Regions from separate parts of the Homo sapiens genome. Here region 2 is linked to region 1. Evidence: read pairs that join two places in POLR2A ChIA-PET (ENCODE). Cell type or tissue: MCF 10A. All regions are shown on one strand. Links, peaks and the distances in the headings refer to the core of each region. The heading gives the core; the rest is flanking DNA. Region 1 overlaps DST (dystonin). Region 2 overlaps DST (dystonin).

Region 1 (10,637 bases), core at 3,936-6,435:
TCAGAATTGGGTAAAGTCTAGGTAGAACTGGCCAAAAAGTTGATTTCATATGGAGTTCCTCAGTGGCTTTGTCAGGGATCATTTAAGTAGTCCTAAGTGGATCAGATCCTAGAGCTTTTAGCAGAGTTGAAACTGCAAGAACCCCAGACGGGAAAGTCAGAGGTCTATTGGAGAGAATCAATCACTTCATCACCAGCTGGTGAGGTAGGCTGTGTCTGAATTTTGAATGTTAGACGAAGGATCACTGGGGCAATGGAAAGCATTCAGGCTTCGGAGGGAGGTAGAATTAAGTTTCGTTCTTGGCTCTTTTACTTACTGTTGTGATGCCAGTCATGTTACTACTTTGAGCTTAAAAAAAAATGTGTTTCTGTTCATCACTTTCCTTTTTCCGTCCATCACTTTCCATTTTCTGTCCATAAATCTTTTTCGGTGACAGGACCTGTGCTGGAGTCTCTCTGAATCCATTCTGGTTTGGGGGCTGCCTGATTCTCAAATCGTTTTTTGCTCAATTAAATTTTGCTAAATTTTAAAAAATGTGTTTTAGGAAACAACATCCATTAAAATAGATAGAAATGAGCAGAGTCCATAGTGAGAGAGATAAGCTGTGAAGCTGAGGTAGTGATAAAGGTCAGGACTCAGTTGGGGATGCAAAATTGAATAGAAGAGGTCACACTTTCCAGGAAGAAAGAAAGGGACTTGGACACAGGGCATAGAGGGTGTAGGAAAGGGATTTGTTAAAGATAACAAAACTTTTTAGCCTGAGAGATTACGAAACAGTAGACTACTGAGAGACACAGGGGTGATGCTAGGGGGAAAAGCACTTACTTTCTGGGTGGGCTTGATGGGATGGTGGGATATCCTGTGCCTCTGTCTGCTGAGCAGTTGGAGACATGAGTGGAGCTGAGAAGCCAGAGGTACAGATATAAACTTGGAGAAGTTATCACTACACAAGTGATCACTGATTTTATCGGAAAGAAGGGATCTTCAGGGGACCCAAGAGAAGAGCACAGATGGAGAAGAGATGGAGCACTAAGGATAAAAATTTGGAGAAGGCCTGCGGGAAAAGATTCTGCTGAGGAAAGAGAAAAAAGGAGCATTTGGAGAGATGGATGAAGTAATAGGAAAATGTACTGATGAAACCAAGGGAAGAGAATTTCAAGTAGAAATAATGGTGAGCAGTATGAAATGCCACTAGAGACCACAAGAAAATTAAGATGGAGTAGAGGTCAATAGTTTGTTCTAGAAAGAAGACATTGGAGACCCAAGCTCCTGGGAGCAGAGACTAGAAAATAACAAGCCAAAAGGGTTGGGAGGTAGAAGCAGTGTATTTAGAGGCTGAGTTTGAGAAAATTTAAAGCAAAAGTCTTCAAAAAGGAGTTATATACTAAGAGAGCCCTTTGGGGTTCAGCTGCCTTTGGAGGAGAGAGGAAGACTAGTCACAGAAGTATCAAAAGAAGTTTTGCGGGCCGTGCACGGTGGCTCACACCTGTAATCCCAGCACTTTGGGAGGCCGAGGCAGGTGGATCACCTGAGGTTGGGAGTTCAAGACCAGCCTGACCAACATGGAGAAACCTGGTCTCTACTGAAAATACAAAATTCGCCGGGCGTTGTGGCACATGCCTGTAATTCCAACCACTTGGGAGGCTGAGGCAGGAGAATCACTTGAACCCAGGAGGCAGAGGTTGTGGTGAGCTGAGATCACGCCATTGCACTCCAGTCTGGGCAACAGGAGTGAAACTCTGTCTCAAAAAAATAAAAAAAGTTTTGCTTCTAATATACTGTGGCATAGTGTTCTAGAATCCATTGTATTTTAGGGCTTTAATTATAAGATGATGTAACAAATTATCACCAATATTCATAAATTAGACCAAAATCTATTTGGAATGGAACACATCTATGTTTTGGTTAAATGGAAATGTTCTCTCTTATTTAAATGAAATAACTTTTTTTAGTATGACAATAACTTGAGATAAGAATTGTTTTTTGGTTATGCCAAGATATAAAGATTTATAGCAGTGGTAATCATCCTCACTCAGAGTGACTCAGCCTTTTTCTCTATACTTTACATAAATAATGGAAGCAATTTCAAAAGACCAATTGTTTTATTTTAACAATATTTGTTATAGCATCATAAATGGAATCTGTTTTTCAGTCAGGCTTTCTGAAGGTAAGCATTATCATTACAGTAATCCTATATCATTAGCCACCACATGCTAGATCCAGAGATACTAAGGTAATGAAGTATATTGTTCTGTTTATTGGGAGAGTGTCCATGAAATTAACTATAACATAGGGTGATGAATATTATTGGTGATATAAATGAAAATAGAAATGTATGGGAAAGGAGCATTGTAGTGGGATCTGAATGGCTTTAGAGAATGTAGGAAATTTTCACAGATACTAGAGATAGGCTTTGAAAGATGAATGCCAGTAACCAGGCAGACTAAGTTGGGCCATTTCTGGGAGAGGTAGCAGTGTATATGGCCTAGAAATGGACAGCTGCTTAGTTTGGCAGGTGTATTAGTTCATTTTGTGTTGCTGTAAAGGCATACCTGAGGCTGAGTAGTTTATAAAGAACAGAAAAGAGGTTTATTTGGATCATCATGGTTCTGCAGGCTGTATAAGAGACATAGTCCTGGCATCTGCTTCTGGTAAGGTCTCAGAAAATTTTTCAGTCATGGTGGAAGGCAAAGGGGAAGCAGGATTGTCACATGGTAAGAGAGAGAGAGAAGGAGGAGGAGGGGTAGGAGGTACCAGGCTGTTTCAAACAACTAACTCTTTTTTTTTTTTTTTTTTTTTGAGAGGGAGTCTCGCTCTGTCGCCCAGACTGGAGTGCAGCGGTGCAATCTTGGCTCACTGCAACCTCCACCTCCTGGGTTCAAGTGACTCTCCTGTCTCAGCCTCCCAAGTAGCTGGGATTATGGGCACGCATCACCACATCTGGCTAATTTTTCTATTTTTATTAGAGGCAGGGTTTTACCATGTTGGCCAGGCTGGTCTTGAACTTCTGACCTCAGGTGATCCACCTGCCTCGGCCTCCCAAAGTGCTGGGATTACAGGCATGAACTGCCGTTGCTGGCCTCAAACAACTAACTCTTAAGTGGGTAAGAACTCATTACTGTGGGGATGGCCGAAAGCCGTTCATGAGGGAGCCGCCCCTGTGACCCAGACACCCCCCACTAGGCCCATCTCCAACATTGGGAGTCACATTTTCAACATGGAATTTGGAGGGGACAAATATCTAAACTTCATCAGCAGAGATGGAGGGAAGGATTGGGGGAGTGCAGATCACTGGTTGCCCCTCCATCATGTTAGTACAAATATCAGCCATTATACATTTATAGTCTCTTGAATAATGTACCACTCATTACCTTTGAATACACTGAAAATCAAGTTAAAAACAAAAAAAAATCTGGGACCTTATTTTTACCAGCTTCTCTTCTGGGATGTTCAGTTTTTGCTACCGGAGAATGTTTTTAAATGATTAAGGAAAATTTTACAATGCAGGATCTGTTATTGACAAACATCTACAGTATCATTGCTAACTTGACTAACTGAGTATTCTTACTTAGTAAAATATAATGAGTTCCATCTTTTGATCAGTCTAAAGACTACCTAGTGAAAGGCAATTATTAATTTTTTTAGTAGTGAAATGATTTGTACTTATGTGTAAATCCATTTCATGCTATTCTAATTTTTTTTTTTTTTTACCATATCTATGACTCAGTGTTAGAAATATGCACACCTTAGATAATCAAGTCTCATACTGATTCATTATTTTTCCAGCAAGGCCCTCATAAAAACTGTATAATATTTAACTAGGGTATGATTATAAAAGTTACATATAAAGTTTAACTACATATATATATATGTATATATATATATATGAATGCACATATATTTCCTTTTGCTAAATCTTTCATGCTTTAAATTATATAATTTATCTATTTGGTATCACATTAAAGTCCTAATAATTAGATAAGGTCATGGCTTGGAAATTTATATTATTTGAAAAGTATTATAAACTATTTTAAAAGATTGATTTTTTTTAGAAACAATTTTATTAGAGAATTATAAGCATTTAGCACTTATCTCTCCTGCTAGCTATTGAATCAGCTTATTATTTTTTATGACTTGTTTTGAATAAGAGTCTTAATAAAATTTACAGAGATCTTTGAGCTTTTGATGTGTTTGTGTGCAAGTACCAAAATTAGTTGGTATTTCTTAAGAAAAAAAAATATATGGTAGAGGGTAGAGAGTCTCTGAAATTCAATTTGAAAGGCACTTTGAATCCAAATTTGAAGGGCACTTTCCTAAATCTCTCCTGACTGGTGTTTGCTTTCTTTTTGCTCTCATTCGTTGAACCACCAAATAGTTTCAAAGGTTAAGTGCAAACTTCATTAGTGTATCTGCATTTCAGAAAACCGAAGGTTAAAAACAGTCATAATCTTCTCATACAGTGAAGCTAAGGGTTTGCCTTGAGAGCTCATCAGTGTTGTAATTTGACAGTGAGCAGTAATGTTTGTCTAAGAGGATTGGTGGCCAGAAATAAGCCACAGTGTCTAATGAGACACGGACCGGCTGGGCAGGATGCCACGGCATTTCTTGTGTGTGCCTTTCTCATAAGCAAAATGGCCTCAGACTGAAGAGGATGGTCATAAAGTCTGTGTGGAACAGATGTCAGAGTGGAATTTTCAGACTTAATGGAGAGGATCTAAGTAAGCTCTGGATTTTGAAATGAGTGAATCTATGGAGCTGTGATCTCCTACAAATCAAATGGGGAATGTCTGTGGATGTGTAAGAGCTGAGAAAGAAGAACAATATGTAGATCCTGCCAAAACTCCTTTGAACCCTGAAAAATACTCTCCTGGAAGAAAATATTTCAGAAGAAAACCGATCAAAAAAACTGGAGGTGACAAAGAGTCAGTTGGGGCAAACAATGAAAATGAAGGCAAGAAGAAGAGCAGCAGTCAGCCTTCAAAAGAACAGCCAGCTCCTTTATCCAGGGGACTGGTACAGCAGGAATCTGTTACCCTAAACTCTGCACTGGGAGATGGTATTCAGCAAAAGAAGACAGAAGTTGTAGCTGACAGCGTTAAACAGAAACTTCTGCCGAGTGCTGTAAGCAGTTGGTCTGACTGTGTGAACACTTCTCCTGCTAAAGACAGTGAAACAGAAGTAAAAGTTAGTGAACTGGATGAAAGGATTTCAGAAAAAGACAGCACTCCATATTGCGCAAAGAGGAAGAAACATTTAGATGATGTCAACACAAGCGAAATAACATTCCAGGAAAAAACTGATGTTTTTTCTTTCCGAAAGGCAGCCAGCTTAAGCTCTATTCCCTCGGGTATAGAAAGATCACTCGAAAAAAGTGGGTTTCCTGAAGACCCACCAAAAAGTTATAGCAGTATTCAAGAAAAGCAAAACACTGAGAGATTTTGCCCTCATGCAACACAGCATTTTCAGTTTAAAAAAAAGAGATGCCATTCCCTTTATACTAGTATGTCCTCTGTTTCTAAGGACACAGATGGAAATGAGGTAAGTGAAATGTGGAGTCTGAGTTCAAGTAAATAAGTGTTCCAGGTGCTCACATCAGACTGACATCTAATTTGTCTTTTATAAAGTTATTTTCATATTAGTGTATGTAAAAGCCATAGAGTTTCTGTTGCGTTTTGTTAGTAGCCTCAGGTTTGATTGTTATGATTTTATTTTTGTGCTGTGCACATTCTTTGACCACACTTTAATCTAAAAATCCTGTACATTTTCATTATTGGTGGAAGACTTTAAAAAGCACTACAGTAAGAGAGTGCATATCTTTTGAATTTTTCTGGTTCATGATTCTTGACTTTGCCTGTGGAATAGCCTGTGGAAGCTTAGTTGGACTGTAGGTAAAAGTTCAATTAGAAATAGTCATGAGAAGACAATAGCTTTGTAACAAATAATAGGATACTGTAAAATTATCAGTCAATACCGACTTGCTGATTCATGAGTTTGAAAAGCCAGATTCTGGTTCTCTGTTGATTTTCATGTGCAGAAACATTCACATAATTGCTGTCAATTCTGTGCATATGTTTTGAGGGCTAGGGTACATCTTTTCCTTTATGTTATTCCCCAGCCCCAGTCTAAAATCAGAAATTGTTAGGGTAGCATGCCATAGGAATTTGAAAATGACACAGACTACTAGGAAGTTGAGATCTTTATTCCTAACACTGATATTTAGCTTTAGACAAGTTACTTATCTGGGGTTTTTACTTGTCTTTAAAATATAATTAGATAGGTATTTATTTAATTGCTCAAAAAATGTATTATCCACATAACCTCTACATGTTACTACTCAGGAGTTGATGGCTTTTTCTTTAAGCTATTCCTAACTTTATCTTTTAATAAAAAATCTGAACATAAAGAATATTTGTGATGTTAAACATTCTTGGCAAGGTCATTGTATCAATGAGCAGAGATCATTTGCATAATGATAGAATGAGGTTTTATGAGGGTTAGTGTGCGCCATCATCACTGACCTTGGTTTCTGAGTTCTCCTGAAGGTGTCCTGTTTATATACACCGCTACACCTTGCCAATATTATGCCATCAGTTCTGTTTATATTTTACAGTGGTTATATTTTAAAAAGAAAGCATTCAGTCTGTGTCATTATCTATGTAGCTCTGTCATAAAGCCTAGTGCAAAAGAAAACTACTTGACTACTATATGTTTATGAATATAAGCACTTGGTTTAATTTCACATATGTTTTCCAGCATAATTTGGCTTCAAGTAAGCTGTACATTTTTGCATTAATGGAAATTTTTATAATCTGTTTCCTTAGTGGTACATTAGCCTTTCCTTCAATGGAAAATATATGTGGAAATAAGTCATAAACTGACCAGTCAGATTTGCGAAATAACTGTAATGCAATGTATATAAAGCCTGACGTCTTCTAGGTTAAAGCTGAATGGGTAGTCATTATATTATCTGAAGGGTTTGACATCTCATGTCCCTGTAGTTCAGATAAAGACTATTTATTTATTCTGTGGCACACAAAGAGTCCAAATCAAGAGTTTAGCTATTCCTCTTAGGACATTCTTCCTGTTACCTTGGAGGTGTTTGACTCTGTTTCTTAATTATCTTTGGTTGGAAACTTCCACAGAACTCTTTATCTTGCATTGGATTCTACATTTTTCATTGGAGAATTAGTTGCAAATGAGAGCTTCCAGCCGCTTCATTGGCATTTCATCCCGGAAATGACTGATTAACCAACATTCCTTTTGTTTGTTCTTTTTCATAGCTTCCCTATGTGATCAGTTTTTGCTCTGAGTTGCATGTAGGGTTGGACTTAACTTTTGAGTTAACTTCTAAGTAGAATAGTGTACAATTTTTTGAGCTTATCTTAACCTGACTTGATCTCCCCTAGTCCTGTGACATTCATCATTCTCAGCCTACTTCCCTTTTGAGTCGTTGCAATGACATGCTGACCTAGAGTGGTCTTCCTGGTTCAGGGGGCTCTGTGGAGGCCATTCATCCAGCCCTTCCTGCTGCATATAAATGTTATCAACATGTTATATTTTTATTAGGATAAGTAGGTAAAAAAGGAGTATATTAGATTTGTATACTGCTTTGGAATTGGAATAATGGTTTCAGACACATCGCGTCATTTGATCATCCAAACAACTCTATGAAATAGGCAAAATAGACTATGCCTCATATACAGAATGAAAAAATGGAAACTCAGGTTAAATAAATCCTTAAGGCAACATGGTAAATAAGATTACCTGAGTTAAATTATGGCACGACATCCCACTTGTTTTACTTGTCAATGAAATTTAAGGGAGATTGCTAAAAAGTTAGAGCAGGAATTGATGTTAATAGTGTCATCTGTGAAGGATATGTTATAAACAGGTGGCAGAAGGTAGATCCTTTTGGGAGACAAGGAGTAATGAACTTAGTGTTTGTACCTTTTTCAAGGATCTTCTGTTTGTCGAAGACTCACCTTGTACCTTGTGACAAGGTTTCCTACCTTTGTCCTTGAGCTCTTTCCAGAAAACATTCTTTTTTCTTTAGTTTCACAAATCCCACCTCTTCCCAGTTTTGTTAAGTTGATATTGGCAAAGATAGTTGTTTTCATCATCTGTAGACTGTGGGTTCTCTAACCTGGCCATATACATGTAAGAGTCATCTGAAGATATTTCAAAACAGATAGATGCCTGGATGTCACCTACAGTTATTCTAATGTAATAGATAAGGGTGGGTGCTCTGTAGGTGATTCTAAGGGTCAGGACGTTGGATAGGGAGCTTTTTACTATTCTTATTCTGCAGCAGTACTTCTCAAAGCCTGGCCCCAGGGTCCCTGCAGGAGAATCCTCTAGATTGCTTATTGAAAAACACCTTGCTTGAGATTTAATTTAATCAGAATATCTTCTGTCATGAGACAGTATTGTATATGTTTTAGGCACCTGCTCGTGTGTTTTTAAAAACACACCAGATTTAGAGAATCAGCATCACCTTAGCTTAGTATTTGCCATTTCATTTTCTTCTTAATGTAGGTTTTCTGATAAGCAATGTGGACTACGGGCCTGGCAGGCAGAAGATCGAAGTTCTTCTAGTCAGGCTTTGCCACCAGACAGCTGCATGACTTAGGCAGTCTTCTTTATTTCTCTAGGTCTCAGTTTCATTTTCTATAAAAGGAGGATACTGTACTAGATCATGATTCTACTGCTAATAATAATGCTATTTGTTGAGTCCTGCTATATTCCAAGCACTCCCCAACTACATTTATCTTCAGAGCAAGTCTCTGAAGTGTTCTGTTATGAGCTCCATCTTTATAGATGAGGAAACTGAGTCTCAGGAAAGTTAAGTAGCTTACTCAACTCACTTAACAATGAGTGGTACAGCTTTGATCTAACCCAAAATTGTCTGCCAGGCTGAACTGTTACCTGAGGCAATTTACCCTCCTTTTCCTACATACCTCTTTTCCAGTTTTAAATTTCTGTGAATTCATGTGCATAAGTGTATGCCTTTTTGTTTGTCCAGTGTTATTACTCCTCTCTCTTTCCCTCTCTTCCTTTATTTCTTTATGAAACATTTATTATGTATTGAACCCAAACTAGGCACTCAGAGATAAGTAAAACGTAGCTCTTTTCCTTGTGCATTATATCTCATTGTTTGTTCATAACAAATGACAGGGACCATGGCTGTAAAGTTAGTCACCTGAGAATTAGTCACCTGGGGTGATGATCAGGAATAAGTTTAACTTCTCAGCAAACCATGTGGTGACTCTATTAAGTAATGAAAATTGAACTGCATTTCTGTTCCTTTCCATCCTTTGGTGAATTGCTAATGAATAGTGCAGTGGCCTAAAGTAAAGAAGCCGAAGAGAGAAGGTTAAGAAATGAGTGTGGCTGTTGTACACAATATATTGTCAGTCTCTGAATAATGAAGAATTGAATATTTTTATTACCTTGGCTTTTGTATTTAAAAAACTTTGAAAAAAAATTAAGAGCTATCTCAGAATGTGAGAGGAATTACATTCAACCTACCTGAAATATATTTATTCATTATTTTTTTCTCTCACCAACTCTTTTATGAAGCTTAGACTATAAAATTTATGATTGGAATTCAAGGACCAGGATAAAATCTGAATGTGTTTAGCCTTGCTCCACAGATCTTGAAGACGAAGGTCATTCATTCTATAATTGACTAACTCATTTCTTGCTGAACCATTTTATCTCTTTCTTTAAAAATGAACATTCATATTGATTTCTCTTGACTATTTCTAGTCATTTAGATTTCATAACCAGTTTGTGAAAATATAGTTTTAGAATAATTGTATAGAATTTGGGTCCCTATCATCATGATGCCTTTCTCTGCCTTTTAAGTTAAATGAAGGACATGCACAGTTTAAATCCTTGGCTTTACAAAAAAAGGTAGCCTTTCCCCTCTGTTTGTATAAGTAAATGATAATTTGTTCAAAGTAGTTATCAATTTAGAGCATTAGCACTTGGACTTTATCAGCTTTTTAATTACTTTTGTTCTCCATTTCACCCTTCCCTTATATAGGCAGTTTGTACCAGTTAAAATTTTAAAAATGTTTGTGCTGTCTTTACAGTTAAAAATATTTTGTGAAGCATTTTCACACTTTTTTTTTTTTTTAACTTGGAAGCAGAGCTAAAAATGTGTTGATTACATTTGTTTCTGCCAAAATAGTTTAAACATTTTTAAAGAAATTGTCCTTGGAAACAAACATCTTGGCTTGGAAATATTTGCCTGTGTTGACAAATTCAATATGGAATTTGCTTTTGCTTGACTGTAGTGTCAAGTGATGTGAATAAAAGAGTTTTAGAAATATAATACCCTCTTACACGCCTCCATTCACTGTGGGGCAGGCACCGTTCTCAGCCATGTGTGTGTACCTCTTAGTCTCTCACACTAAGAAGGTTCTATTATTATACTCATTTTACAAAAGAAGAAACTGAGGCCCAGAGAAGTCACAGGGCTAGAAAATAGTGGGAACAGGAACTGAATTCCAGTTGCTGCCATCCACAGCTTTGCACCAATCTTCCTACCGATGTTAAGGTTTTACTCTTGCAATAATGAAACTCATCAGGTAGGAGAAGAATCCTGAGCATGACCTTTTTGACTTGCTGCT
Region 2 (10,637 bases), core at 2,887-5,386, 140 kb after region 1:
AATGGGCCAAGTCTCCTGATTATTTCAGTCATATTGTGGGTGGTACAGATCTGGTTAAAAGGGCCTTCTTTGAAGTATTAATGCAATTAAGTAATATCTTTATGAGAGGCTAGTCTATACTTTTTACTGTTTAGAAATTACTCCTTTGAGGTTTTATTTATTTTGATTGTGGTAGTAGATAATGAAACTTGTAAAACTCATGCATTTGAGTCCTGATGGAGGAGAGAGAGAATGAGAAGAGGACAAAGAATAAGGGAAGCAGAGAGGGAACCCTGAAACCCAGGGTGTTAGTTAGACTAGTCTAGTTACAAAGCAGATAAATCCACAAGGGAAAAAAATCCAAAAAAATGAGTTTTATTTTTAATGTTTAATGTTTTACAGTCAGGCATAATAGCAGAAGCTCTGTGGTGATTTCAGTTAGTTTTTTAATGTCTGAGTACTGGCTTTAGAGCAGGGAGGCTGTTTTATAAGCTGAAAATTCAAATAAGTTTTTGTAAAAGTCAGATGTTTGAATTCATATCTGTTCATAATCCAAAGACAATGAAAACAAAAGATAAAAGTAAATATCTGGGGAGAAATAATTGCCTCTAGTCTTGGTAGTCTCCCAGAGATAGATAGATAAATAAAATATAGATAAAAGTATAAAAGATAGATAAAATATGATACTAAAAGAATGAGATTTTTGGATCATTAATTTTATGAGTCAAGTTGAGCCTATACATTCTGAGCAGCATGATTTGTTGACTAAAACCTTTATAATAAAGACTGTAAACATCAATAAATTTTATGTTACAAAAACCTTTGCAACTCAATGCATCATGAGTTAATATATTCTAACACCTTTATCACTGTGCATTTTCTTTAATATAAAATTCTATAGGGTATTCCAAAAATCCTACGAAGACAAAAACATGAGTGGGTAAAAACAAATTTGGTGTAAGTGCAGTGTGAACTTGTTTAACAGCAGTGTTTCTCTTTTTATATGAAAATTTACACATGAATTTTTGTTCATTTTGTCCATATTTTTCCTTTAGGGGGATGGGATTAGTTTAGACAGGATATCTCTGTGAAGCACTGTGGCTCTTCGGATTTAAGAGAATTGTACTGCCCTTTAAGTAAAAAGTAGGAAAGTGATAACTAAAAAACAAAAACTGGAGAAATAATTACCATTTCTGTCTGTTTGGACACCAAATCTGTGTTTTCTACAATCAATTATATAATAATTTGCGTTTGTTTACCCTTGTTACCTTAGATTTTGCTGCAAGAATTCGCCACTCGGAAACCTCAATATGAACAGCTGACAGCAGCTGGTCAGGGCATTCTGAGCAGGCCTGGAGAAGACCCTTCTTTACGTGGGATTGTGAAAGAGCAACTGGCAGCTGTGACCCAAAAATGGGATAGCCTAACAGGGCAATTGAGTGACAGATGTGACTGGATTGACCAAGCCATTGTTAAAAGCACACAGTATCAAAGCCTGCTGAGAAGCCTTTCTGATAAACTGAGTGACTTGGATAATAAACTCAGCAGCAGTCTGGCTGTGAGCACGCACCCTGATGCTATGAACCAACAGTTGGAAACAGCCCAAAAAATGAAGCAGGAGATACAGCAGGAAAAGAAGCAGATAAAAGTGGCCCAGGCACTCTGTGAGGATTTGTCAGCACTGGTTAAAGAAGAGTACTTGAAAGCAGAACTTAGTAGGCAACTAGAAGGCATCTTAAAATCATTTAAGGATGTTGAACAGAAAGCAGGTTTGTCTACTTTTAATACATATATTTCCTGGTCAGAAATAAATGTCATATATTGCCTATTTCCAAGATGTTGCCAATAATCCAGGACCCCAAAGAGACTCTGCCCCACTGTTAACATCAGTGAAGAGGAGGATGAATACAGGAGCTCAGAGAGCAGTTTTGTGTTCATAGGCACATGGAATGTTAGGGTCATTCTACACACATAATCTGTTGGCAAAATTGGCTTCCTGAAGGCCTATTAAAATCTCAGGTACCCCAAACTGGTTTTTAAAAAATGTAAATGTTTTTTGCTGTATGAAAGTCTTATTTAGCCAGAAAAAAACATGAATAGTTAGTAAAAGGCTTTGCATCATCTTCTCATCTGCTGTTACTTTATCTATTCTGTCATAGAAAACTTTTCTAGAGAAATGTGCGAAAGAGAGGCATTTGTCACTATTTTCCTCTCTCACTGTGGCTATAATTCTGTGGCATATGTGATGATATTTGTCAGAGGTAGCAGTGAATTATTAGAATTCACTTCATCAGAAAGCCCTGATGAAGAAAGACACATTTTGTTGTTAAGTTTGTTCTGTTTGAAAAGTTTCTAGTTTCTTGCACCTAGTAGATACTCAAGTTATGCTTTTTAATTGATTGGATTTACTGATCACAGCAACTGTTTCAGACTTATTCCTTTATTTGACATGACATTAACAATAGTAAATATCAGCTATTATCATTATTATTCTTAATGGTATGAACAGTTATGTGATAGGTATTAAACTAAAAGCTTTACATGTACTGTAATTTAATCTGTATACCTACTATTAATATTGTCAATTTACAGTGGGAGAAATTAGGCTTAAAGGTTTAATCATTTGCCTGGGGTCTTCCAACTCTGAAGAGGTTAAACCAAGATACAAACTCATGTAGTTTTTATGTGCTACATTATGTTGCCTCCATAATATGTAAAAGTCATAGACGTGGCCAGGAGCGGTGGCTCACACCTGTAATCCCAGCACTTTGGGAGGCCGAGGCCGGCGGATCACGAGGTCAGGAGATCGAGACCATCCTGGCTAACACGGTGAAACCCTGTCTCTACTAAAAATACAAAAAATTAGCCGGGCGTGGTGGCGGGTGCCTGTAGTCCCAGCTACTCAGGAGGCTGAGGCAGGAGAATGGTGTGAACCCAGGAGGAGGAGCTTGCAGTGAGCTGAGATAGCGCCTCAACACTCCAGTCTGGGTGACAGAGCGAGACTCTGCCTCAAAAAAAAAAAAAAAAAAAAAAAAAAAAAGTCATAGACGCGAAAAAGTCATATTTAATAAGAGATGGATTATTTATCAACATAATTAAGAACTTTGCCATCATCACTTCTCCATACTGGAATAGAGAAGACACCAGCACAGCAGGCGATGTGTGGCATGGCCACTCCCTGCACCTTGATGCATTTTTACTTATTTCCTTATTCTTTGTTTTCCCCTCTCATCTGTATCCTGCATCTTTTCTTGATTGTGTATTTTCTTCTGCCTACTTCTTGCTTCTTTTCCCCTTTGTCAATAACTTAAGTTCACTTGTAGTTCTTATAGTCAATGCTAAAAGCCCTTGCTTTTCAACAATTCTATATATTCATTCAGAGATTTTTATTTTGGCTTTTCATAGATTAAATTAACATTTTGATGTAAAATAAACATATCTTGTAATTTTATTTCTAGAGAATCATGTCCAGCACCTTCAGTCGGCCTGTGCAAGCTCTCATCAATTTCAGCAAATGTCTAGAGATTTTCAGGCTTGGCTGGATACAAAGAAAGAAGAGCAAAACAAATCTCATCCAATATCTGCCAAACTCGATGTCTTGGAGTCATTAATTAAAGATCATAAAGACTTTAGTAAAACTTTGACCGCTCAGTCTCATATGTATGAAAAAACCATTGCAGAAGGTGAAAATCTGTTATTAAAAACACAAGGGTCTGAGAAGGCAGCCTTACAGTTACAGCTTAATACAATTAAAACCAATTGGGATACATTTAATAAGCAGGTGAAAGAAAGAGAAAACAAGTTAAAAGAGTCATTGGAAAAAGCCCTTAAGTATAAAGAGCAAGTAGAGACTCTCTGGCCATGGATAGACAAATGCCAAAACAACCTGGAGGAAATAAAATTTTGCTTGGATCCTGCTGAAGGAGAGAATTCTATTGCCAAGTTAAAGTCTCTGCAGAAGGAAATGGACCAACACTTTGGTATGGTAGAATTACTGAACAACACAGCCAATAGCTTGCTCAGTGTCTGTGAGATAGATAAAGAAGTTGTTACAGATGAGAATAAGTCACTGATCCAGAAGGTGGACATGGTCACTGAACAACTTCACAGTAAGAAATTCTGTCTGGAGAACATGACTCAGAAGTTTAAAGAATTTCAAGAAGTTTCCAAAGAATCTAAAAGGCAGCTTCAGTGTGCAAAGGAGCAGCTAGATATCCATGATTCGCTGGGATCCCAGGCTTACAGTAACAAATACCTGACCATGTTGCAAACTCAGCAGAAATCACTTCAGGCCTTGAAGCATCAGGTAGATTTGGCTAAAAGACTTGCACAGGACCTTGTGGTAGAGGCCTCAGACTCAAAGGGAACCTCTGATGTTTTATTACAAGTGGAAACCATAGCTCAAGAGCATAGTACACTAAGTCAGCAGGTTGATGAAAAGTGTTCTTTCTTAGAAACCAAGCTTCAGGGCATTGGGCATTTCCAGAATACCATTCGAGAAATGTTTTCTCAGTTCGCAGAGTTTGATGATGAACTGGATAGCATGGCTCCAGTGGGGAGAGATGCAGAAACATTGCAAAAGCAAAAGGAAACTATAAAAGCCTTTCTAAAGAAACTAGAAGCCCTCATGGCAAGCAATGACAATGCCAATAAAACCTGCAAGATGATGTTAGCCACAGAAGAAACCTCTCCTGACCTTGTTGGAATCAAAAGGGACTTGGAGGCCTTAAGCAAACAATGCAACAAGTTACTGGACCGAGCCCAAGCCAGAGAAGAGCAGGTTGAAGGGACAATTAAGCGCCTTGAAGAATTTTACAGCAAATTGAAAGAATTTTCTATTCTGCTCCAGAAAGCCGAAGAACATGAAGAGTCACAAGGTCCTGTTGGTATGGAAACGGAGACAATTAATCAGCAGCTTAACATGTTCAAGGTAGGGAACTCTTCATTTTTACCCAGTGTTTTTATTGTCAATGAAGTTTCTAATTTGCTTAGAAAGGAGATTGCCTATTTTGTAGAACTTTTTAATAATGATTGTCATACAATATTTGAGCCAGAATGAGCATATATGGGGGTAACACCCAGGCAGGTGGGGCAGTTACAAGGCCACTGGGGATTTGGGCCTTTGTGGGATAAGGTCTGAGATAAAATCAGACCAAAGGGTGCTTGGCAAAGTTCCAGGCAAGCCAGAAACTGACATCATAGGGTCCATTTCTGGAATTATTCACAATTGCCATCTGTGGTGACCGTGGCTGTGTTTTGAACTCTATTGCAGATGTTTATCTTCCAGCAATTTCTTCAATGGTGAATTACCGTCTTTTCTGCCCTTTCTTTTTATAATTATCTTCTCATCCTTCTTAATTTCTTCCACAGACATTTTTCTTCTAAAAGCTCATATTTTTAAAGGCAATATGGAGTTCCATGTTGTAATCTGTTTCATTAAACAAAGGTCTTAGGCTCATGCCCCAGAGGATTAGAGGTGAATTTTTTTTTTATTGCATGACATAAGCTCCTCAGTGCCAAGAAATGACTGCCACTCAACAGTGATCAATGACACTTAATGAATGAAACATTTGATAAAAATGGTGGGCCAGTTTCCGTGTCATTGGATTTGGCCTTATTTATGATAGTGAGAACAGAAGTCACATCTGTATAGGGGACAAAGATAGGTTTATCCCTGGAAACAAAGGGTCCTAAATAGCAAGCAATTTTCTATATGGGGCTGATATAAACCTTTAGGGTTTCACAGCTCCTGTTATATTTATGAGGTGTGTTTTACTGGCAAAGATATATTGCACCATTAGTGCATAAAGAATAAACTAAGACCAAATAAAAACAGTTTATAAAACCACAAATTATTTTCTTTGAGAGATGAATATGAATCAAATGGACTTCCAAATTCTGTGCAGTTATAGTTGATAAACTCTTTCATTTGCTTGTCTTTAATAACATTATTTAGGTGACTGAATCTTGAAAAATACCTTCTTTTTCTTTGTATTGTTATTAGTTATGATTATTTGCAGTTTATTAAACGCCTTTGAAGCCCAGTTCCTTCAAGGCTCACAAAGCTGTGATTCTGTATTTAGTTCTTGATTCTTGAAGGTGAAGGAAACGTCCTTATTGTTGACTTGACCTCCTTCATTGCTCTGTCAAATTTTTGTATTTCTGATTTGCAAAATAAAGATTTCACGTGAGAGAATCCTCTATTAGAAAAACATAGTTCTGTGGCAATTGCTGCATCAAAGACTGGGAGAGATCTTGGGAGCAACTCTTCCTTCGTCAGTAAAGTTTGGAATTCTCTCTAGAACCCTGTCAGCACCTTAAAGATTAAATGACAGTAACCAAGCACTGTTTATACTAATGAAATTTAACCACATTAAATGGTTAAATTGTGAAACATTATGATTTCTTTCGGTTTCCTGTGCATTTGTTTAGAAAAAAGACCTTCATTTCTCTTTGCTGTTTCTAACTACTTGTAAGACAATGGACAAAGTAATAATACTGGTGCTGCTATTTGCGGGTGTCTCCCCTTTGGTGTTCCCAAGTACAGTGAAAAATGTGGCTGTTCATGTGGAGAACTGAAAGTAAGAAAAAGCAAGAGATAGGAGGAGCTTTCTCACCATTGCACTGAAAGTGTTTTGCAAACTGCAAAGTCCCAAATAAGTAACATTACCATTAATAGCTACAGAGATTGTTTTATTTGATTGTGAAGAAATATAGAGTGATAATTTCTCCTAAAATAAACCATTTAGCATGCTGTGTTTGTTTGCTTTCAGATTATTTGGAAAGAGTTGATTGATTTTATTGAAATTCAGCAATAAAGAACATCATGGCATACTTTCAGTATCTTGAAACCCAGTGACTTGAAAAAAAAGTTTTCAAGTAGACAAATACTCTGCATTTAGTATATTCCAGTGCCATAGGTAAAAAAAGGACAAGAATATGATTATGGTAGCTCACACAACCACTAATTCCATTTATCTGTGTATGTGTGTGTGTGTATTCCTTAAAAATAGTAATTACAATAATCAACAAATCAATTTATTATGGGCTTACTATGTGTCAAGCACTATTTTAATTTATCTTTAATCCTGTTAACAGTCATGAGAGGTAGATGCTATTACTATTCTGCATCTTATTATAAAGAAGCCTAGGCTCAAGGAGGTTAAGTGACTTGTCCAAGGTCACACGGATAGTGTCAGAACCTGATTCTTTTGATGAAAATGATGCACTGCTTCGTGTAAACTTTATTTGTCATCCATGTTTCACATCTGGTATTTTCTCTGGGGGATTTTCTAATCATCTTTGCTGTAGCCTAATTTAGACAGCCCGAATACCCAGCCATTGTTCATTTTAATCCAAAATACCAAGAACACCCACTTAAGGAACATGTTCTATAAAACTAGCAGCTATGAGAAATATGAGATGAACATGTAAAACAGTCTTAGAAACTGATGTTATGTAGGTGCCGTGATATGATAAGGGTGATGATGATAATGATGATGTTGATGGTGGAGATTCCAGTGATCACCACTACTGCTGCTACTGAGATGGAGCCAAACATTTCATTGTTTTAGTGATTATATCTTTCTTGGTTAAAGTAGTAAATTGACTTGTTTACAGTTCAGTATTTAATTTAGTTTCTGTTGGGCCTTAGACTTTTGTTAAACATTAGTTTTAACATAATTTTTGGAAAGTTTTTTAAATTTTTTAAATGGAATGATTTGTATTGAGTGAAAAGCTAGTTATAATTCCTAAAAGTGAAACAGAAAAGTAGTGAAGGACTGAGTCTGTCTTCCTTATTGACTTTGAAATATAATCTAGTTTGACATTAATCTATCTGGTAGCTTTAGTTTAACCTAATGTCACAGATAAAATCCTATAATAGTTTTTCTTAATACAAAATAAACTGCCTTCTGAGCAGAACTGAGAATAATAGCTATTACCCAGTTACTCAGCAGGGGGTGCCTTCTATTCACTGGACCCGTAATAGAGGATTTAAAGCAGGTTTGATAGACTTCCCCGATTCTGTTTTTCTTTCTATAGTTCAAGAAATAGCTGTTAATAGTTACTTGAGGTTTTCTTGTAAAGACAAGGACAAAATTCATTCGTTCATGTTTAAGATACCAATTCAAACATAATACTTAAAGCAAATGCTATTCTAAACCAAATGTCCTAACTCACTCAGTGAAAACTATCCTGAGATTTTGAAAGTAGATTGGTGTTATCTTTTGTGTTAGTTAGCTTGACGTTTTAAAACTATTTTGATTATATATAAGTTCTGTTGTACATAAGTTTTTCTACTTCTGAATACTAGTCATTGGACTAACATGTCTGAAGGGTGAAGTGTTTTCTATACTGTTGGTAAGTTAGAGTACCATTTTCCACTTACACTTATTTATGATTACGGTTAAATTCTATGCACACTGTTATAAATTGGTGGAATGAATAGCAGGGCGATTCTGTTTGTCTCTAGGCAGGAAGAAAGAAACTCCTTTGGTGTTCCCTCTATCCCTACTCCTATCTGAAGACTCCTAGCTCAAGATTATCTTCAAATCTAAACCACATTATTAAGTAACATTAATATTAACACATTATTATTTATCAAAGACATATGTAACTGACTGTATACAAGGAATGCCTCCCAGTAATTCCTATTATGTGATTAACAGCCAATCAGGTCTTCTGATCATTATGAAGTAACCATTATCACCATATTGCATGATTTAATTTCAATGAAAATCAAAGAGACTTGATGCTTTAATGAGTCCTAGCTAAATCTGTACCTTCCCCACCTCTATCTAGGCCAAGCTTGTCCCACCCATGGCCCACGGCCCACCTGTGGCCCAGGATGGCTTTGAATGTGGCCCAACACAAATTCATAAACTTTCTTAAATAACATGACAAGATTTTTTTTGCCATTTTTTTAAGCTCATCAGCTGTCATTGCTGTTAGTGTATTTTATGGGTGGCCTAAGACAACTCTTCTTCTTCCAGTGTGGCCCAGGGAAGCCAAAAGATTGGACACCCCTGATCTAGACCATTGTGAAAAAATGCCTTACCTCAGAACCTGCTTACAGTTTATTTCTGGCCACTCTGTTGCTGCCCCAATTGTAATTCATTTTGTCCCCACAAATGAGTACATCTCCAGTACATTCTCTCTGAGGATTTCTTTTTATTTTCAAATGGACATAGAATTACATTGAGCAGAGGATTTTTAAGCCAAGTTGAAACCAGAGACAAAGAGCAGAACATATGCCTAATTATACTGTAATAAATTTTCTCTGGTCCAGGTGAAGGCATTGTTTAACCCAGGCATCATTATTTTAATATTCGGTAAACCAAAATGCCAAGTAGCATGAGGCTAAGGAAGACAGGCAGTTTGAGCACAAATTCTTATTATGGTGTTTATCAAATGATCCAGAAACAACCTCTGATGTCACCATATTGAAAATCAAACTGTCCAAAAACTGCTTTAATAGTACTTTTAAAGTGTTCATATTGTTATATAGAGGTCAATGACAAATTATTTTCCATTTTATTAAGAATGGGGAAATTAGATAAAACTGTTGCAGAAGAGGTTTTTGTTAGGGAAAATTCCTTAATAGATTGGATTTTTGTTAATGAAGCTACCTTAGCAAAGGGGTTGCATGTTCCCTTCCTCTGGTATTTTTAATGGTGAAAATATTTCCACTATAGACACTGTAACTAGATGCATGGCTTTTATAGGAAGATCACATTATTTAATAAACCCAGAGCAAAGTGGCATTTAACAACTTTAGGAAGAAAGAATACTCCATATGCTGGTCAAGAGAGAAGCCCTACTGAAGCAGAGACCACACCTAGCTATGAAGAGGTGGAGCTGATCTGCTGTGTGGTATTATTAACACCTCATATTCTTATCCACACAAACTAGGCATAACAGGTGGATACCCTCTTTTTCACATGATACAAGGAATATACCATACTTCTCGGAAAGGGCTGTCAAAAGGGAACTTTGCAACATGTTCTCTTTTCAGTTTTGCTGCTAACTAATGCTACGGCCCTTTATGTCACAGAGCTCCTCTTAACTTTTATTCCTTCATTTGAGATTGAGGAATTAAAGTTGGTTGTTCTGAAGGCAGTTCCAGCCAGAGATTTTATAATGTAGGATTTTTTGGTAGTTGTTATTTTGTTTTGCTTTTACCTTGATAAACCTATATCACCATTTTAGAGTGATCCAATAAAACAGCCAAACTGCGGTATCTACTGTCATTATTATAGGCCCACCTTTGATCAAAGGAAACCTTCATAATGTATTTTATTAATATGGAAAGTTGCTTAAAGTTGTGTGTGAGAGAGAGACAGAGAAGAATTTGCCTTGTTATGAAATTAGACATTGGTTTCTTGAAAAGAACATTTGAGTGGTAAATGTTTATCTAGGTCTCTAATCATTCATTAATAACAATGTAGGATAAGGAAATGCTACGATTTTAAGTGAAAAGTGTCTGGAGCTGCTCAAGAACTGGATACAACAAGAAAATGTCTGTGCTCACAGATCCTATTCTCACATATCTCCAGTTGTCTTCATTTCAAGCTTTATTTCTTTTGTCAGTATTTTAATATGAAAAGTATTTCCAGATTTTGTTTGTTTTTTTTTTTCTCTGAAGAAAATTGAATAGG

Evidence for each region. Peaks named below come from ENCODE experiments on the same cell type or tissue, not always from the same donor. Only the 100,000 strongest peaks of a DNase experiment are listed, where the experiment ranks them.
Region 2: POLR2A ChIA-PET joins it to region 1 with 5 read pairs; 4 of 35 experiments call an interaction of 5 or more read pairs at or near these places.

What each region holds. Positions count from the first base shown.
Region 1 is chr6:56,687,289-56,697,925 of GRCh38, reverse strand. All of the region lies in intron 9 of DST (dystonin), which reads left to right. Among named protein-coding and RNA genes, the nearest start is that of DST-AS1, 150 kb to the left of the region's middle. In MCF 10A, for the core only: no CTCF peak of the experiment used is centred there; DNase peaks (open chromatin) are centred at 4,575 and 5,225.
Region 2 is chr6:56,546,456-56,557,092 of GRCh38, reverse strand. DST (dystonin) reads left to right here. Exons shown (of 104, transcript NM_001374736.1): 60 at 1,253-1,748; 61 at 3,438-4,909. Among named protein-coding and RNA genes, the nearest start is that of DST-AS1, 290 kb to the left of the region's middle. In MCF 10A, for the core only: no CTCF peak of the experiment used is centred there; no DNase peak of the experiment used is centred there.